Linked DNA regions of Homo sapiens: regions 2 and 3 are each linked to region 1. A link is an interaction called in ENCODE POLR2A ChIA-PET data of the cell type or tissue named here. Cell type or tissue: HepG2. All regions are shown on one strand. Links, peaks and the distances in the headings refer to the core of each region. The heading gives the core; the rest is flanking DNA.

Evidence for each region. ChIA-PET counts read pairs that join two places held together with the same protein. Peaks named below come from ENCODE experiments on the same cell type or tissue, not always from the same donor. Only the 100,000 strongest peaks of a DNase experiment are listed, where the experiment ranks them.
Region 2: POLR2A ChIA-PET joins it to region 1 with 20 read pairs; 6 of 35 experiments call an interaction of 5 or more read pairs at or near these places.
Region 3: POLR2A ChIA-PET joins it to region 1 with 13 read pairs; 2 of 35 experiments call an interaction of 5 or more read pairs at or near these places.

Annotation. Positions count from the first base shown.
Region 1 is chr17:6,710,033-6,716,603 of GRCh38, reverse strand. SLC13A5 (solute carrier family 13 member 5) reads left to right here and starts at 3,235. Exons shown (of 12, transcript NM_177550.5): 1 at 3,235-3,372. The coding sequence starts at 3,271. In HepG2, for the core only: CTCF peaks have their summits at 3,049 and 4,084; DNase peaks (open chromatin) are centred at 3,043, 4,123, 4,663 and 5,293; H3K4me3 peaks cover 2,887 bases.
Region 2 is chr17:6,792,937-6,799,507 of GRCh38, reverse strand. TEKT1 (tektin 1) reads left to right here. Exons shown (of 8, transcript NM_053285.2): 8 at 1-1,515. Among named protein-coding and RNA genes, the nearest start is that of FBXO39, 20 kb to the right of the region's middle. RefSeq lists a cis regulatory region at 3,260-3,277 and an enhancer at 3,196-3,340. In HepG2, for the core only: no CTCF peak of the experiment used is centred there; DNase peaks (open chromatin) are centred at 2,897 and 3,367; H3K4me3 peaks cover 650 bases.
Region 3 is chr17:6,850,547-6,857,117 of GRCh38, reverse strand. It overlaps the pseudogene ALOX12P2. Among named protein-coding and RNA genes, the nearest start is that of TEKT1, 22 kb to the right of the region's middle. RefSeq lists an enhancer at 2,141-3,340. In HepG2, for the core only: a CTCF peak has its summit at 3,239; DNase peaks (open chromatin) are centred at 2,737 and 3,217; H3K4me3 peaks cover 1,835 bases.

The DNA of each region.
Region 1 (6,571 bases), core at 1,071-6,070:
ATCTTAATATTCTTTTTCATTTGGTGCTAACTTTGACTATCCTCCACTGCTGCCTGGCAAATTATTACTTAGCCATTAAGTTTTTTTTTTTTTTTTTTTTTTTGCAGGGGGACGGAGTCTGGCTCTGTCACCCAGGCTGGAGTGCAGTGGTGCGATCATGGCTCACTGCAAGCTCTGCCACCTCCTCTGTGAAACCTTCCTTCATTACTTAGGCAGAGTTGGTGGATCCTTCTCTTAAGGCCTCACCAACCAGGGTATTTTGCATACAATTGCAAGAATGGATATTTACTAACAGCTGACTATATGCCAACGCACTGAGTTAAGCTCTGACCATGAACTCATATAATCTCCAAAACAGCCATTTAAAATCAAAGTTGGTGCTATTATCTCCATTTATGACAGGATAAGCTCATAGAGAGCAACTTGTCTGAGGCACACAGCCAGGATGAGCTAGGGCAAGATATAAGCCCAGGAACTCTAGCCTCAGAGTCCATGCTCTGGTGAATCCCTTTGGAAGCAGTTGTATTAAGAACAGAAGTTGTACTTTTACATTGTTGGTGGGAGTGTAAATTAGTTCAACCATTGTGGAAGACACTGTGGCGATTCCTCAAGGATCTAGAACCAGAAATATCATTTGACCCAGCAATTTTATTACTGGGTATATACCCAAAGGATTATAAATCATGCTGCTATAAAGACACATGCACACTATTTACAATAGCAAAGACTTAAAACCAACCCAAATGTCCATCAATGATAGACTGGATAAAGAAAATGTGGCACATACATACCATGGAATACTATGCAGCCATTAAAAATAATGAGGTCATGTCCTTTGCAGGGACATGGATGAAGCTGGAAGCCATCATTCTCAGCAAACTAACACAGGAACAGAAAACCAAACACCACATGTTCTCAGTCATAAGTGGGAGTTGAACAGTGAGAACGCATTGACACAGGGAGGGGAACATCACACACGGGGGCCTGTCAGGGGGTTGGAGGGCAAGGGGAGGGAGAGCATTAGGACAAATACCTAATGCATGTGGGTCTTAAAACCTAAATGTCCGGTTGATAGCTGCAGCAAACCACCATGGCACATGTATACCTATGTAACAAACCTGCACATTCTGCACATGTATCCCAGAACTTAAAGTAAAATTAAAAAAAAAGAAAAGAAAAAAGAACTGAAGTTGTTTACTTGCTCTCATTCATGCATCCCGGAGAAAAAGGTTTGAGTGCACATCCTGGATTAGGCACTGAGAAAGGCACTAGCTGGACAGGTGGTGATGAATAAAACAGACAGTAAATAGAAATTACATCATAATAATGTGTCATATATTTTAAAATAGCTACAAGATATTTTAAATGTTCTCACCACAAAGAAATGACAAATATTTGGGCCAGACGCGGTGGCTCACGCCTGTAATCCCAGCACTTTGGGAGACCGAGGTGGGCGGATCACCTGAGGTCAGGAGTTCGAGACCAGCCTGGCTAACATGGTGAAACCCCATTTCTACTAAAAATGCAAAAAATTAGCCGGGCGTGGTGGTGCACACCTGTAATCCCAGCTACTTGGGAGGCTGAAGCAGGAGATTTGCTTGAACCTAGGTGGCAGAGGTTGCAGTGAGCCGAGATCGTGCCACTGCACTCCAGCCTGGGTGACAGGAGCACAACTCTGTCTCAAACAAACAAACAAAAAACAAAAACAAGAGAAATGATAAATATTCGAGTGATAAATATGCTCATTAGCCTGATTTGAACACACCACAATTATACACACATTGAAAAATCACATGGTACCCCGTAAATATAGACAATGATTTGTCAATTAAAAATGAAATAACACTTAAAAAATAAAAAAGTAAAAAGTAAAAATTACACCAATAAATATAAGAGGTACAAATTGTGCTAAGTGCCCTGGGGACACAGGAAAGGCGGGAAAACCCAGGGCTATATGCATGAGAGTTACAAAGGGAAAAGGACAGGAGGGAGGCAATTGCAGGAGGGGCTTGGGAGAATGCATGTCCTTGGGTGCAGGTCACAGGAAGGAACTCATGAGCTTGATTCAGGATGTGTTGAATTTTCGGGCCGAGACACGTCCAGTCTGCGGAAGGCTGGACATCTGGGACTCTGGCATCATGGCTGGGTTGAAGGCAGAGGATGGTAATCACTAAGGAGCCGGCTGTGGTTAGGCCACCAGCATGGATGAGACTCCCCAAAAGGAAGCTGCAGAATGAGAGGCAGGCAGAGGAGAGGAAAGAAGAAAATCACAGAGGTGGGGATGTCTTTGCATCCGTGTGTCTCCAGTGCCCAAAACAGGGCCTCGCGGAGAAGAGGTGCTCGGCACCTGTCTGTTGCCTGGCGGGCTGAATGAATACATGGGCGACTGTCTCAGTGTCGCCTTAGTTGTGTCCCTTCCTCTCTAGAGCTCCGTTTCCCTCTGACCTGGGTCGGGCGGGCAGCTGCGGCTGCTGAGGCTCGGTGGGGCCCCTCCAAGACGCGTGTCCGCATCTGCCCGCCGGGCGTCTGCGGGGTGCAGCGTCCACTGGAGCGCGACAGCCCCTGGGACAGAGGAGGACAGTGGCCTCGCTTCCCTGTGCGATCGCCCAGGAGCTCCGGGCCGGAGAGTGCGAGCGGGGAAAAGGGGTCCTGCACCTAGAGTGGGGCGGACGTGGCGAGGAAGCCAGGGGGGACCGGGAAGCGAGGCCCGCGGTGCGGAGGGCGCGGGGCGTGGGGGGACACCTCTCGGAGAGACACCGGAGGGGCGGAAGTAAGGAGATGGAAAGGAGAGGGAGATCGGGGAGATAGACCTGAGAGACCCAGAGGCCTGCAGAGAGTTTCATCCGGGACCCTTCAGAGCCCAGGAAAGAGCAGATGCGGACGCGGGAGGGCGCCTTACGCCAAAGCGGGCAGCACCAGTGACCAAAACACGCCCCGCTTGGCAGCCCCGGGACGCACCTCTGCCTCGGCAGCGCAGGAGAGGCTTGGACAGCGCGAGATGCTAGGGCCCAGGCTGCCCCTAGAGGGCTGGCCCGAAGCGTTGGAGTCCAAAGACGCCTCCCACCGCCGCCGGGTGGCAGAATTGGGGGCAGGCGCGTCCCACAGACCCCGAGGGGTGGCCCCGCCCCAGGGCCGCGGGGAGGCGCCCCCGTGCGGGGCGGAGTTGTCACCGCCCCCTCCCCAATCCCCGGGGACTGTGGCCCCTTCTTAAGCCCGCGGCGCCTCTAGCTGCCCCTCACTCGTCTCGCCCGCCAGTCTCCCTCCCGCGCGATGGCCTCGGCGCTGAGCTATGTCTCCAAGTTCAAGTCCTTCGTGATCTTGTTCGTCACCCCGCTCCTGCTGCTGCCACTCGTCATTCTGATGCCCGCCAAGGTCAGTTGCATCTCCAGGCAGCCCTTCGGACACCCGGCGTCCTGTGCCCACTAACGGGCACCGATCCCGGGAGCCCTGAGCTGGAGCGCACGGATTTCGCGGGGAGCACAGCTCTCCCGGGGCGCGCGCACTCAGGAGCTCCAGGTGCCGGATGGGAGGTGCCCTGTAAAGAATCTGAGGGGCATGGCGACCCCAGGGCGCACCACCCTTGGGGTTTACAGATCCCAGGGCGCAAGAGCCGTCCAGGCAAGCACGGAAACCTCGAAGTGAGCACAGATCTCAGCCACACAGATCCCAGCCTTAGGCTCAGCCCCTGGCTCCGAATCGAATCTCCCACAGTGCATAACCCTGTTTCCCCCCAAAATGCCACCTGCGCCAACAGGGAACCTGGGAGCTTGCCTTTCCCTCTCTCTCTCCTGTCTTTTCCCTTCGCCAAAGAAGACTTCAAGCTGTAGGTGGCTTCTGCCGTCAGGAGGGACCTACAGGAAAAAAATCATCACCCACGTGGATCCTGCGCTGTCTTTGCCACTCTCTGGCCCTTCCTTGGGCCTTAGTGTCTCTATCTATGATCCACATTCCTTCCAACCTGGAGAGCCACATCTGATTCATAATCCTGCTCCAGGCTGCAGGCAGGTTGGGGTTGGCCTGCTTTGCCTCCTGCCTGCTGGGGCTGTAGCAGGAGGCGGGACACATTCCCAGAGCTCGCGCCTTGGGTGGCAGGACCTGGAGTTGCAGGGAAGCTTCCTCCCAGGCCCTAGTCTCCTAATGCTTCTGTGAGGGAGAGAGAGAATGAATGGCCTTGGCCGCAGGGTGGGCGCAGGCTCCACTGGGCTGTGCACAGCCAGTTTGGCGGAGGCCCAAGCCCTTTGAAGCCTTTTGTGGCTGCTGGCTGCTCCTTCCTCGTTCCTTCTTTCAGCCCTTTCACTCTCAGCCCAGACAGGAAACCTCCAGCTCCCCACCTCCCCTCCCCAGGCAGGTTTGGGAAACAGAGGAGCTCTTCAGGGGATGCTCTGGGGGGGAGCTCTAGAGGAAGGGAGTGCACTGGGGTGTCAGGAAGCCAACCTGCAAGAGAACTGGACTTCCACCATTCTGTCATCTGTGTGACTTTAGCCAAGTGCCTGTGCTCTCTGGGCCTTGGTGTTCTCATCTGTACAATGGGGCTAGGTGGTTTGGTTCTGACACTTTAAGGCTTTGGGAATCAAAAGGGATTAACGTTAGTTCCTAGGATGGGGGAGGGGGAGACTGGGAGGAGCCCTTGGGTGGGCCTAGCACAGGCCCTGGATGGGTCAAGGACAGCAGATCCAACTGTGGAGGCTGTGCAGTTGCCACACCAACTGTGGGCAGCCACACTTCCTCTGTAGCAAGAAGTCTGGGGTTGTTATTGTCCAGGGGAAGTAGCCAGGCAGGAGAGCTGCGATTTCAGCTCTGCTGGTAGGGAGTGATGTTCCCTGGAATGATTATAGTAGCTTGGCTGACCTTCCTGCCACAGGAGACCCCACTCACACACACACACATACACACTCTCTCTCTCACACACACACACTCACAAACACACACAGACACACACACAAACACACAGACACACACAAAACACACGCACAAACACAAACACACACAAAAACACACGCACAAACACACACCCAAACACACAAACACAGACACACAAACACACACACAAACACACACACAAAACACACAAAAAACACAAACACACACATACACATACACACACACACACACACACACCCTGAACTGGAAACCCTAACTCAGTGTGTGTGTATGTGTGTGTATGTGTGTGTGTGTAAGAGAGAGAGAGAGAGAGATTAAGCTGTCCTTTGAGTGAGGACCAGGGAGGGGAAGAAGAGAACCCAGGGAGAGTCCTTCCAAAGGCTGCCTTCACGAGCTTTCCTTCTGGCGGGGTTGGGTGAGGACCCTGGACCTTGTCTTCTTGTTTTTTCCCTTTCTGCCTGTTTTGGTCACCCTGCCCCCACCCTCCATGGCCGCCCCATTGTGCAAGGAAACCCAGAGGGTACACAGCACGGGCAGGGCAGCTGGGAAGCTGGTGAGAAGCTGGGAGGACCTTGGCAGCCTGAGCAACACAGTCCTTGCCAGGAGGTGACTCCCAGGGCACGCCACCCTCTGCCAACACCCAGGCCTCTCTCCTCACCGACTGTCTCCAGTTTTCCTGTCTCCACCTGGATTCCCTCCTGGCCTCATCTCTGCTCCACTCTCTCTATCCTTCCTCTGGGTCTTTTTTTAATTGAAAAAAAATTTAATGAAATAAATGATAGATTTCTTGTATCACTTATTTTATTAAAATGTAAAAGGTTTCTTTTTTGCAAATCTGTAAGATATAAAGTAAAAATAAAAGTACACTCAAATCCCATAAGTTATTCACATTTTGATGAACATCTTTCCAGATGAATCTCTCTCTCTCTTCCCAGACACACACACACACACACACACACAGTAGGTTTTGCCTGCATTTTTTCATTAAGTGGTGTGTCAGGACACCCTGCCTTGTTAATGTTGAACTTTTCTAACATCCGCTTCCCATCCTGCCCTCTCCCTTGACACTGTGGAGGCATTCTAGACTAGGGGGGTCAAGCCTGTTGACTTCAGGGATGAGGCACCTCCTGGGCTTCTAAATAGTGGCGCGGAGGTGAGGGGGCAGTTAACCTTGTGTCTCGTCCTCTTTCCTAGTGGGTCTGCTTGACTCCTCCAGGAACGCACAGTGTACATTGGTGACGCACGCCACCTACTGCTTCTAAGTTTAGAGAATCAAAAGTTACCGAGGACTTTGTGCGCCATATGGGAAGAATGAGCACTCTTAAATCCACGATTTGCAGATGAAGACATGAAACAAGAGGGGACAGGGACCAGGATTGGGAGCAGGAGGAGTAATTTATGAGCGACATTGTTTAGAATTGCTATCACTTGATGATAGTAAGAAGCAAACTAATTTTTAGCTAATATTATTGTTTTAAAATTCTCTCCAATGCGCCCTCTCATTGTCTGCCCCTGGAGGCATCATTCTGATGGCCTGCCCAGGGTACACCCCGACACCAAGCCCCAAGGAAGTTAGTGGCTGCCAAAGGCCAGACAGTGGCTGACAGTGGGCGCCAATCATATCTGTCTGGTGTCAAAGCCTGGGCTTCCAGTCACGCTGCTGTTCCGCCTTTAGTTCAGCGGCTGTCAA
Region 2 (6,571 bases), core at 1,002-6,001, 83 kb before region 1:
TATAGGACCTCCAATAGTCCCCACTCACAGGGCTATAGGGGCGTTGAATGAGATCACCTCCGTAAAGGGCTTCATACTGAGCCTGTATCATGGGGCAGTGAGTGTTTAATGAATGTGAGCCATTGTGAGCAGTCCCACCCTATACCAACATAATTTCTGCACAATTGTACTCATGGCATAAACTCAATTTCAGGATTATTTTTTTCCTTCACTGCTAATTATTGCAAGCCTTTGTTCATGTTGCTAAATTGTCTTTATAATTATTTTAATGGTTACGTACCTCTTTACAAGTTTTCAGCAAGACTGTTTTATATACTTACTGTTTCTTTTCCAAAAAGAGTTCAACTTGTGGGAGGCTGCCTTCCGCTGAGCTGCAGCAGGTCAGAGATCTATGTGGGTGACTGTCAAAGGAAGACATTTGCTGTGGGAAACTGCTCATTTGTTCCTTATTCCGCTAACATTGAAGGAACACTTTCCATGGACGAGGCTTACCATCTCAGCACCCTCCCATGTGTGAAGCTGCTGCTACACTCTGCTAACATTTGGTTCCCCGGTGCTCATGGACAGCTGACGGTGTGGGGCTCAGGAGACCTAGCTTCTAGTTGCAACACTGCCAGGAAAGTTTCTCTCCTTCTTTAGGACCACCTGTAAAGTAAGGAAAGGACTATATCGTCTGGAACTCTTCCTGTCCTTGCTGTTCCCTGAATCTGGCTGTCTAGCTGCACATACGGTGTCATAGGGCACAATGATAATGCAGAGTGTGGGCCTAATTCCTGGGAGCTTTGCAATCTAGGTGCTCCTTGGTCCAGAGACTCTTTGCCATCAGAAAGGGATGTTCCCAATCTGGGATGGAGAAACCCCCTTTGAGGCCAAAAGCACTGGCTTAATTCTGTTAATTCTGATCTATGCCACCCCAGTGCTGAACGTCTCCTCTCAGAGTGCTCAGCAAATACACAGCCCTTCCCATGCCTCAATCAAGGAGGGAGGCCCCTCTCTGCTCACTGGGAAGCCTCTGGGTGCTTTTCTGCTCTGGCTCGGAAGAGTCCAAATAAGCCTTCCCAGCTCACTGGGCAGACCTCAGAGTTTCTGCTAACTTAGCAGGGTTTTGAGGTCTGTCCCAGAGGATGTGGCTGGCAGGGTGTGAAGACACTGGGCAAAATCCTTCCTTGTGAATACAGCTCTCAGAGGCAGCCAGCCTCAGTGGTGGATTCAGATCCCAGGCTCTGCAGGGAGATGTGATTCAGATCAGCTGGTGGATCAGCTCCACGCTCTACCTGTGATGTGATCCCCGCCAAGTTACTCAACTTCCCCGAGCTTCAGTTGCCTAATCTGTAAATAAGACTAATAAAGCCTAGATTGGCGAGATAACGTGTGGAAGACTCTCAACACAGTGTCTGGAACATGCTGCTTTTAAGGGAAATGTGATTTTGATTATGGTTGAGGCCATTTCTCAACATGTAGACATAAAATGCGGAAACATCTAAGATTTCAATAAAGCAATGTTTTGTTAGTAAATCTGCTCATGCAATTCCTAGGTCTTATTGGGTATCAATGTGTTTCACAAATGAAATCTGGTCTTAGCCTGTGTTTCATGAAGGACATTTGCAATTAGCCCACGGTTGCAAAAGCCTTTGTAGCTACTGATGAAGGCCACCCTGTTCCGTACCCCTCTGACCCATCCAAGCCAGATATCTTTTTAAGACAAAGTACAATTTTTGTCTTAGATAACACAAAATTTATTTTTAAATACCATCACTTAAATTGGGAGTCATTTAAACTTGAATTTTCTTAACATAGAACCAAAGTTGAACGTGTCTGTAATCCACATAATTAAAAGAAACACAGGAGCAAAGTTTCTGTCTCTTCCGTGGTTCATTTGGCAGTGATGAGTGGGAATTCTCTCGGGTAGCACAGGATTTGGCACACTGGGAAAATCTCCGGAAGGTTGTTTTTCTCCCAGAGTACCCAATCTAGGTACTTCTCTATTCTGTGGATTCTGTTGCCTGCCACTCACCCTAACCCAGAGAGTCCATGTCTTGTCATCTTTGCCCTCCACCACCACTCTAGCATGCTCTGGGGGTGCCAGGCTTGGGAGTGACAAGGTCAGAGCCACCCTCCCAGGGGAGCAGGATCATATTTGGGTAACAGTAATGAGTAATGGCATTAGAACCCACATTTGGTTCCCGTTCAGTCTGGGCTCCATTTAAACGTAGTTTCTCATTCATTCATGCCCAGCCCTGATTCTTTCATGAGTCAATTTTTCTGTGGCTTATGTAGGTATGACACAACCTCAGGCCATCCCAGATAATTGACTGATGGGCAACAATAGTGATGACCTGTCACACTTGGCTGTGATCCACAGTTCATAAAGTGACTTCTTGTATATTTTCTCATCAAATCTTTACAAAAACCTGAAGAGGCTGGTATGATTACTAGCTCCATTTTATAGATGGGATGCTGGCCTTTATGTCAGACACACCAAGGTTCAAATCCTGGCTCACTCTTCCTCTTACTGTGTGACCTAGGGTAAGTTGCTTAGCCTCTCTGTGCCTCTGTTCTGTTATCTCAGAGTCATGAGGCCTACACTGTCCTTGTGATCCACATAGCCCTTTTCTGGTGTAGCACTTTGCCATCCCAGGCTCCGGGATAGAGGAGGCTAGTGAGATTTTTGTGGTTTCCAATAAATATTCTTACAGCCTACTGTTGACAAGTGCAGATACCCAAAGCTACAAAACTAACAAGAAATTAATAGGAACACTGATGCTGGATTCTGAGCTCCCTATCATAAGGAATAAAGTACCTGATCACGAGTCAAGCTGGTATCTCTCTCCCCCGGGCAAAAGAGAGACCTATCCTTGCAGCTGCTTAGACCTGCTGGCTAATCCATTGGTCTCTTGCGCAAACAGTCCTCTACTGGCGGGGGAGAGGAAGGAAAGGGGGAGTGGATGAAAAACACGAGGAATGGAGGGCTCCACCTCAGACACTAGTGTTGCAAAGGACACACACCAGGGCAGGGCTGGTGGCCATACAGTCAACAGTCTCTTGTAGTTAATTTATTTTTACAGGGCATATGTAGTATTGAGGCAAACCAAGTCTGACTTACAGAAAATAGCCCAAGGAAGGAAAATAGGGAGCTGGAAAGAAGAAAGTCTTTCAACTCTGCTTAATTAAGTGAAGAACTGGCTCCCACGATCTCACTTTAAGTCCATTGACTACAATTCTAGCTTCCAAAGGTCACTCTGCTACTGGGATCTAGTTTCTGTGACCACCTGATAAGGATGAGCTAACCTTTAACTGAGACCAGATCTGAAGTAAATTAAGTAAACATTCTTTGTTAATCACTGGCACTTGTGTTTTTCACAATGAGCTAACAGTGTTTAAGATCTGGCTTAAAGGCAACAATCTCCACTCTTGCAAAAGAGGCTCCACATTTTCCAGGCTTTGATGAGAACTTCGACATAAACGTCAAACACAGTTCCTGCATCCGAACCGATTCTGAGGCCTTGTAAAACCTGCCAAAATAATAGTTCCAGATACATCCATAAATCAATGAAAACCATATTTAACAGAAAGAGAATAACCTTATTTAGGAGAATCATCATATACAGTCTACCTAACGCCACTGCTAAAATATTGGAAATGAACTTGGTCCATAAGAAAGGTACTTGGAGGCCTGGTGTGGTGGCTCATGCCTGTAATCCCAGCACTTTGGGAGCCCACGATGGGTGGATCACCAAGGTCAGGAATTCGAGACCAGCCTGGCCAACATGGTGAAACACCATCTCTACTAAAAAAAAAAATACAAAAATTATCCGGGTGTGGTGGTGGGTGCCTGTAATCCCAGCTACTTGGGAGGCTGAGACAGGAGAATCGCTTGAACCCAGGAGGCAGAGGTTTCAGTGAGCTGAGATCATACCACTGCATTCCAGCCTGGGCAACAAAGAGCAAACCTCCATCTCAAAAAAAAAAAAAAAAAAAAAAAAAAGAAAGAAAGAAAGAAAGAAAGGCACTCGGTCACAATCAATTGTTCTATTTGCTGCTACCTGAAGAAGACTAATATGTTTAATTCAGAAGACAATTTTCCAAGTCTTTTTTCCTCTACGTAAAATTTTTCTCAGCTAATTCTCCAAAGTTAGTGGTGCGATTTTTTTATCCCTCCCAGTTGTTAATTTTATAATTGGAGAACCCCTTATATCACTGGTCCTTCTTGTGTGAAGATCTGGCACACGGAGTCAGCTGGGCTTTAAACTTGGGGGCTTCCACACCCTGGGAAAATGCCAACATCAGTCACTGTCTCAAACACCACCAGAAAATACTCCTGAGAGATCATCAGTTGAAAAAATGAATCTTAGAAAAAGTTTTAAATCCCACATGCAATTTCTCAGGCAAGTAAACAGTTCATTCTTGCGTGGTGGCATTAACGGTGTCAATGTTAAATGAAAGCCAGTTAGAAACCGTAGGGTGTTATGGAACAATTAGGTACCTTAATCCACTGAAACAAATGAGGAAAGTATAAACAGTCAAGTTTCTAGCTTATTGGTTCCTAAGATTCCTAATAGCCAGTGGGAGTGGAGAGGAAAGATTCCTCAGAGTGGACCCAGATCCTAGACTTATACTCCTAAGAGCATGAAAAGTAAATCTGCATCCTCGTTCTCACCAAGTCAATGGCAAGTGGCCACTGGTCCAAATACCACAGCAATGGCTTGATTCATTCTTTTCCCTGGATCATCCCCTGAAAACAGATTAATGTTCAAAATTACAGAACAGCTTAGACATTTAGGTGTGATGTTAGCATTTGGTCACATATTTGCTTGGGCTGTTTCTGCCATAGGTAATCAACCCAATGGTATTAGAACCCCACTTTGGTTCCCGTGCAGTCTGGGCTCCATTTAAATGTAGTTTCTCGTTCATTCATGCCCAGCCCTGATTCTTTCATGAGTCTATTTTTCTGTGGCTTATGTAGGTATGACACAACCTCAGGCTATCCCAGATAATTGACTGATGGGCGACAATAGTGATGACGTGTCACACTCAGCTGTGATCCACAGTTCATAAAGTGACTTCTCGTATATTTTCTCATCAAATCTTTACAAAAACCTGAAGAGGCTGGTATGATTACTAGCCCCATTTTATAGATGGGATGCTGGCCTTTATGTCAGATACACGAGGGTTCAAATCCTGGCTCACTCTTCCTCTTACTGTGTGACCTAAGGTAAGTTGCTTAGCCTCTCTGTGCCTCTGTTCTGTTATCTCAGAGTCATGAGGCCTACACTGTCCTTGTGATCCACATAGCCCTTTTCTGGTGTAGCACTTTGCCATCCCAGGCCCTGGGATAGAGGAGGCTAGTGAGATTCTTGGGGTTTCCAATTGACCAATGCATGTCAGGGAAATTTCTTCCTCTTAGCAAGTGTAGATACATCCCAAGGGCACCTTTCTAGGCAGGGGTTTCTACGTATCAGATCAGCAGGTAACTGCCTAATTTAAGACTGAAGTTTTTGAAAGATCATTGTCAAGTTCCAAATCACCATTTCCTAGAAAGGCTGAGTCAGCGTCTTGCCAGGATACCACCTCTGCAACAGCAGAGAGTGTGGGGCAGTGAAAGGAGAGGGTGAGATTCAAATTCCTGCTCTGCACAAAGTGGCTGTGAGGCTTCAGGGAAGTTATTTATCTGATCTTCCTTTTCTTGGTCTGTAAATCAGATGAAGAACATTCTTCTTGCCAGGATGTTGTGAAGATAAAATGAGTTATGGTATGTACAGTGCCTGATGTAGTGGGTTCCCATTAAATGGTACCCAGTTTCTTCTTAAATGAGTTAGTTTCCAATATTTTGAGAACTAACTCTTTGAACTAAGAGTAAATATTGAAAAGTAGTACCAGGGCTTTAAAAAGTCCAAATTTGTCCAGGCACGGTGGCTCATGCCTGCAATCTCAGCACTTTGGGAGGCTGAGGTGGGTGGACCACCTGATGTCAGGAGTTTGAGACCAGCCTGGACAACATGGTGAAACCCCGTTTCTGCTAAAATTACAAAAATTAGCCAGGCGTGGTGGTGGCTCCTGTAATCCCAGCTACTCGCTAGGCTGAAGCAAGAGAATCACTTGAACCCAGGAGGCAGAGGTTGCAGTGAGCTGAGATCACGCCACTGCGTTCTAGCAGAGTGAAACTGTCTCAAAAAAAGAAAAAAATAAAAATAAAAAGTACAAATTACCTTTCTCCCTCTTTCTTTCTTTTTCTTTCTCTTTCTTTCCTTTCTTTCTTTCTTTCTTTTTCTTTCCTTCCTTTCTTCTTTCTTTCTTTCTTTCTCTCTCTCTTTCTTTCTTTTTCTTCTTTCTTTCCCTCCCTCCCTTCCTTCCTTCTTCTTTTTCTTTCTTTCTTTCTTTCTTTCTTTCTTTCTTTCTTTCTTTCTCTCTCTCTCTCTCTCTCTTTCTTTCTTTCTTTCTTTCTTTCTCTTTCCTTTCTTTCTTTCTTTTTCTTTCTCTTTTGACAGAATCTTGCTCTGTCACCCAATCTGGAGTTCAGAAGCATGATCAGGACTCACTGCAGGCTCGACCTCCCCAGGCTCAGGTGATCCTC
Region 3 (6,571 bases), core at 551-5,550, 140 kb before region 1:
CAGGAACAGAAAACTAAAGACTACGTGTTTTAACTTATAACTGGACACAAGGAAGGGAACAACAGACACTGAGGCGTACTTGAGGGTGGAGGGTGGGAGGAGAGTGGGGATCAAAACAAACTACCTATCAAGAAACCTGCTTATCACCTGGGTGACAAAATAATCTGTACACCAAACCTCTATGACACAAAATTTACCTACGTAACAAACCTGCATATGTACCCCTGAACCTAAATGTTTAATATTTTTAAAAATGCAAATTTAAAGGATTTGGTTTTCCTTTGTAATTGCATCGTCATGCAATACGTAGATGTCCACCTTCTTTGCTCCAGTACATTTGATAATTTATTGGCAGATACTCGATACCTTTTGGATGATCTGACTTAAAAGGGACATTGTTTTCAAGAGACAAAATATAATTTCACTATCCTTAGTTTTCCTATTTTCAGTTTCACTCTCTAAAACATGACATCTCCTGTAAGGGAAAAACTTTGTCTCCAGATGTATGAAAAGCATCCTTAATTACACTTTATCTAAAACAATGAGACAACTCCTGGACTTTCTCAGACTGGTTGGCTATTGTAGAATGTGGATTCCTTGTCTGAACCCCTAGAACGAGAATTAACCTCTATAACAGTATTGGATCCTTTTAAAAACCTCCCTTTCCTCTTCCCCCAGCTTGGGACTCCCCAACTACTCCTTGCCCTTCTGCCTATTCATTCATGAGAGAGAACATACTTTAGATGTCCTGTCTCAGAAATACAAAAGGAGCCTGAGGCCCATTGGATATTTTACCTTCTTGCTAGGCCCTATAGCTCAAGCCTTCCTTCCTTGCTTCTGAGTTGTCATGGCAACAGCAAATTTGATTCAAGCCACAGTTGATTTTGTGCTAGGTCATACTTCGCACACTTCTGTGCCCAAGTGGTTCACATCTTTGTCCTGACTGCGAACCCCCAACGTTTTTCAACCTCTAACCTTACCTCTTATGAGATCCTTTTGTTTGCTCCTTCTCACATTACTATTCACCATTACCAAAATCTTAACCTTGTTACCATTTCTCTCCCAACTGAAGTACAACCACCATGACTGTATTTCAGCCACCTAAGCTCTAACCTTTCCCCGTCCTGATCTTTCTGAAGTACCTCTTATAGATCCAGATCTCATTTTCTTTGTTGATAGTTCATACCTCTGACTTCAGAAAGAGGTTTCCAGGCTGAATATGCCATTGCATATATCCACAGTCCCATAACATATGAGGCTTTACCCAGTGCAAATTATATCAGATAGAATAATTTGTGGCTCTCACAAGAACCTACACTTTAGCTAAGAATCAAAGAGTTAACATCAACACAGATAACAGATATGTTTTTAGGGTATTACATGACTTTGACCTGTTGTGGAAAGCCAGGGAATTTGTGACTACTAGTTTAAAATGGGAAATGTGGGTAACCTCCTAGAGGCCTTATTATTACAAGAGCTGGCCATACTCAAGATAGAAGCTTATATGGGCAATAGACCCCTAAGGCAAGGGGAAGCTCAGCTGATAAGTATGCTAAGTAGCAGTTTATAAATCTGTCCCAGTCCCACTGTAATCAGACCAGATATTAAACCTACTCAGTTTGCCAATTTATCCTCTATTTGAGGACATTAAAATATCTCAGTTAAAGGCCCCTGAAGATGAAAAGGCTAATTGAAAACAAGGTGGATGTTTTACCCACCAAAAAGTCCAAAGATAGGCTTTGAAGACACTGAGAAGGCTACTTGGGCTCTCCTTCGTCCCTGACCTGAAGTTCAGTCTTCACAAAATTTTTCATCATGGGAAAATACTGACTCAATGCCTTCATCATCATTTGTGGGGAAACTTCACTCCTTACTTGGAATATCTGCCAACAACAGAATCCTGGAAAAGTTATAAAGGTAGAACGAGGAAGAGAGCCACCTCTAGCAGGACTCTTTCTCTATTGGCAAAGATATTTTATTCAACTTCCTAAGTCAGTGTTATTAATATGCCCTGGCCATTGTTTTTATGTTCACTTATTGACTAGAAGCTTTTCCACGTAAGAAGCCCACAGCTGCAACTGTTTGTTCTCTTAGAACAAATTTTCCCCTCCTGAGGAATTCTACTTGCCCTGTCAAGTGACCAGGGAACTCATCGCACCAGTAAAGTCATCCAAAAAAATCCAAGAGTTCTTCCTCTGTCCCCCAAATTACATGATCCTCACCATATCCAGTCATGCAGAATGATTGAACAAGCAAACAGACAAAACTAAAATTTTCAAAACGTTCTGAGGTGAGGCCAGGTGTGGTGGCTCATTCCTGTAATCCCAGAACTTTGGGAGGCTAAGGCAGGAGGATTACTTGAGACCAGCCTGGACAACTTAGTGAGACCGCATCTCTAGAGTAAAAATACATATTTATATTTTTAAAACTTTCAGAGAACTCAACCTTCCATGGCCCAAGGTCTTTCCCTTGGTCCTAATTGCTCTCTAGCCTTTCCTTGTTAGACCACACCTGCCCCCTCAAAAAACAATTACTAGCAGAACTATGAGAATTCCCTACTCTATAAGGGCAACAGAAGACTCCAGTGAAGTTAATTCAGACATGATTTCAGAATTCAACCTTGAATGCATGTCTCACAACTTAAAAAGTACAGGAGTTACTTACAATAAAAATCTACTTCACCTGGAGATCTTAAACCGGGGCTCTCCAGGATTATGGCTGCCTCTGCTGAGTCATGCAGGTTGTCAGAGAAGCAGGGGAAAGCCGGCAGTCACAGGCCTCCCCCAGATCCCACGCACACCGAAGGGCTGGTCTCACTCCCACCGTGTCCCCTGCAACACCTCTGAGTCTGTTTCCAGACAGAGGACGGGCTTGAAAACTTGCCCGAGGCTTTCCGCCTCCCACCTGTGAAAGAAAAGGGCTTTAGTTCTTCCCCCACCTGTGAAGTCTGCAAGCCAGATCCGCATCCTCCCCCAAGTTCCGGCCAGGAGGCTTCTCGCCCCACTCAAATTGTTACAAAATTCAGCTAGGGAAGTCCTTCTCCCGGTAGGGTTTTACCTCCTGCTCCTCTGGCCTCCCTCCTGATGAATCCCAGTGGTGCCAGGCAGGAATAGGCTACCTGGGGATTCAAAGAGCTCCCAGGGCCTCCCTGCTGCCTCCTCTGCCCCTGTATTTCGCTTGGTCCGGTTCTCTAACTTGACTCAGCTCCAGGTGAAGTCGGGAGCATCTCCCGGAAGCAGACCTTCAGCTTCTCCAGTAGGGGGTGTGTGTTCCGGAAAGGAGGGTCTCCCTTTCCCACTTCCGCAGTTGGGGCACTCACAGTATTTGGGGTGTCCCCCGGGTCCTGCAGGAGCAGTCTGCTTCTTTCAGAGGGTCTGTGGGCCCTCTCTCAAAATATTTTTTTAAATATTAAAAGCAGCTGCTGATAGGGTTTGTCCCCACCAAATACCATGTTAAAATTTGATCTCCAGCGTTCAAGGTGAGGCCCGGTGGGAAGTGTTTGGGTAATGAGGACAAATCCCTCCTCAATGGTTTGGTGCCTTCCCGTTGGTAATTAGTGAGTTCTTGTTCTATTACGTCACGTGAGAGCTGGGCTGGTTGTTTAAAAGAGCCTGGCATCTCTCTAGCTCACTTTCTCACCGTGTGACATGCCTGCTTCCCCTTCACCCTTCAACATGAGTAGAACCTTCCTGAGTCCCCTATCAGACATAGATACTAGTGACATGCTTCTTGTACAGTCTGCAGAATCATGAGCCAAACAAACCTCTCTTCTTTTTTTCTTTTTTTTTTTGAGATGGAGTCTCGCTCGGTAGCCAGGCTGCAGTGCAGTGATGCGATCTGGGCTCACTGCAACCTCCGCCTCCCAGGTCCAAGTGATTCTCCTGCCTCGGCCTCCGGAGTAGCTGGGACTACAGGCACGTGCCACCACGCCCAGCTAATTTTTTTATTTTTAGTAGAGACGAGTTTCACCATGTTGGCCAGGATGGTCTCAGTCTCTTGACCTCATGATCCGCCCGCCTCAGCCTCCCAAAGTGGGAGGCCCCTCTTTTCTTTATAAATTACCCAGCCTCAGGTATTCCTTTATATTAATAGTAATGCAAAACAGACTAACACAGATGGAGAAATGGATTCCAGCTTTACTTATTAGAAGCTATACCCTAAAATGCGTTGAGGGGGAATACCAGTAAGTACCAAGACAAAGAGCTCTCAGAGAACCCCCCAAAGATCCAAGCCTTGGAGTTACCCGTTTCCTAGAATACATGAAAGTGAGAAATACCAGGACTGGCTAAAAGTCTATATATGGAACAATGCCCAACCCACATACCCCACCTTGCACGGAAGATACACCTTTGTCAAGACCCTAGAGTTTTATTCTCTGGAGAAACTGAAATGAAGAGGGTCTGAACTTAGAGCATTAGGTACAGAGATCAGTTCGATTGGGGGATAACGTAAAATGGGGATAACGTCAAAGTCTGCAAAATGAACAGTGAAGCCCCATCCTTTTTCCCGCTCCCTGCCCCTAGAACATCAGGAGCCAGGTGTTGTTCTGAATTCAGGCAATTGGAAGAATAATCTATTAAAAAAAAATTCTGGGCCGGGCATGGTGGCGTAATCCCAGCACTTTGGGAGGCTGAGGTGGGCGGATCACAAGGTCAGGAGATCGAGACCATCCCGGCTAACATGGTGAAACCCCGCCTCTACTAAAAATACAAAAAAATTAGCCGGGCGTGGTGGCGGGCGCGCCTGTAATCCCAGCCACCTGGGAGGCTGAGGCAGGAGAATGGCGTGAACCCGGGAGGCGGAGCTTGTGGTGAGTAGAGATCTCGCAGCTGCACTCCAGCCTGGGCGACAGATCGAGACTCCAACTCGAAAAAAAAAAAAAAAAAAATTCTGAATTGCCCCAGAGAAAATATCTCCAAATATCAATATCTGGGGATGCCCCAATAATCACCACCAGACTACTCAGAAAAATTTACAAGCACCACTTGTACACATAGAGCTTCAGGTCTTTCTTTTTATAGCCAGTATTTTCCTGAGGATAGTTCTTGCTCTTGGTCCTTTACTAGTTGTTAACTTGAAACACTGTGAACATTTTCAATGAGCAAAGGCAATCTTTATTTCAGGAATAGTGTTTCTAAGTTTTCTGTGGATATATAGTGCCATTTGTTCTATCTTTCCTGGAGTATACTTTGCAGATGACTCTCAAATCTGTGTGTCTAGCATGGACCTTTCCCTCAGCCCTGCACATTCACACACAACATCTTTTTCTTGAGGTACCTCCAGCTAGTGAAATGCAAATTAAAAAAAAAAAATTAGTCACTGCTCTCCCTCTGACCCCTCATTATTACTGTCACCATATCATTTTCCTCATCTACACTGGTGTTTTGGGTAATATTATTCCCCTAGACATTCATCCTACAAATTTTCAGTCAATTCTGATTCTTCTAACTCTTCTTCATCCTTCCCTCACCACCAAGCCACTGATTCAGCGTTTATTGAATTCCCCACAGCTGTCTTTTCCTTGCCCTTCCCACTCACCTTTCCCTCATTATCATCTCCTATTTGGACTGCTGATGTACTGTCAGAATTGGCCTTCTCACTCCACTACTTTTCTTCAATCTTCAAACTTCTGCCAAGTTAATCTTTCAGATGACCAGCTCTGATCATCATCCTCCCATATCAGAAATCAACATTGGCTCCCTGCCATCACTGCAACCTAAAAATAAACAACAAACAAACAAACACCTTTCCAAATGCAGTGCATAGATTAATCTTCCTATACCTCCTTTTTAATGACAAAAAGTAATACATTTCTGGGAAGACAGTTTCAGTGGAGGCAGCATAGAATTTGGATCTTCCTGGATATCCACATAAAAACAGACAGAACTAGATAGCAAAATCAAATACTCATGAATCACATTTACAAAAAGCTAGACAAGTAATCCCTGCAAACTCCAAAACAGGACAAACCACCAACAGCCATAAGACCTATGTGTTATCCACATCTCACCTGTGCAAGAGAACTTGGAAGAAAACAACAGGACATATGACAAACCTGAAAATGGTAAAATTGTAGTAGGCCAATTTGGGAACAACAGCTGGAACTAGGAGGGAACATGCCCATTTGTTTTAGGCCATTCTCGCACTGCTGTAAAGAAATACCTGAGACTGGCTCATTTACAAGAAAAGAGGTTTAATTGGCTCATGGTTCTACCGGCTGTACAGGAAACATAGTGGCTTCTGCCTCTGGGAAGGCCTCAGGAAGCTTCCAATCATGGAAAAAGGCAAAGGGGGAGCAGGCACATCATATCCTGAAGGCAGGAGCAAGGAAGAGGGGGAGAAGGTGCCTGATATGGTTCGGATCTGTGTCCCCACCTAAATCTTGTGTCAAGTTGTAATTTTCAAATGTCAGAAATGGGACCTGGTTGGAGGTGATTGGCTCATGCGGGTGGATCCTTCGTGAATGGTTTAGCACTATCCGTTGGTACTGTTCTTATGATAGAGTTCTCATGAGATCTGGTTGCTTTAAAGTGTGTGGCACCTCTCCCCTCTCTCTCTCTTCCTCTGGCTC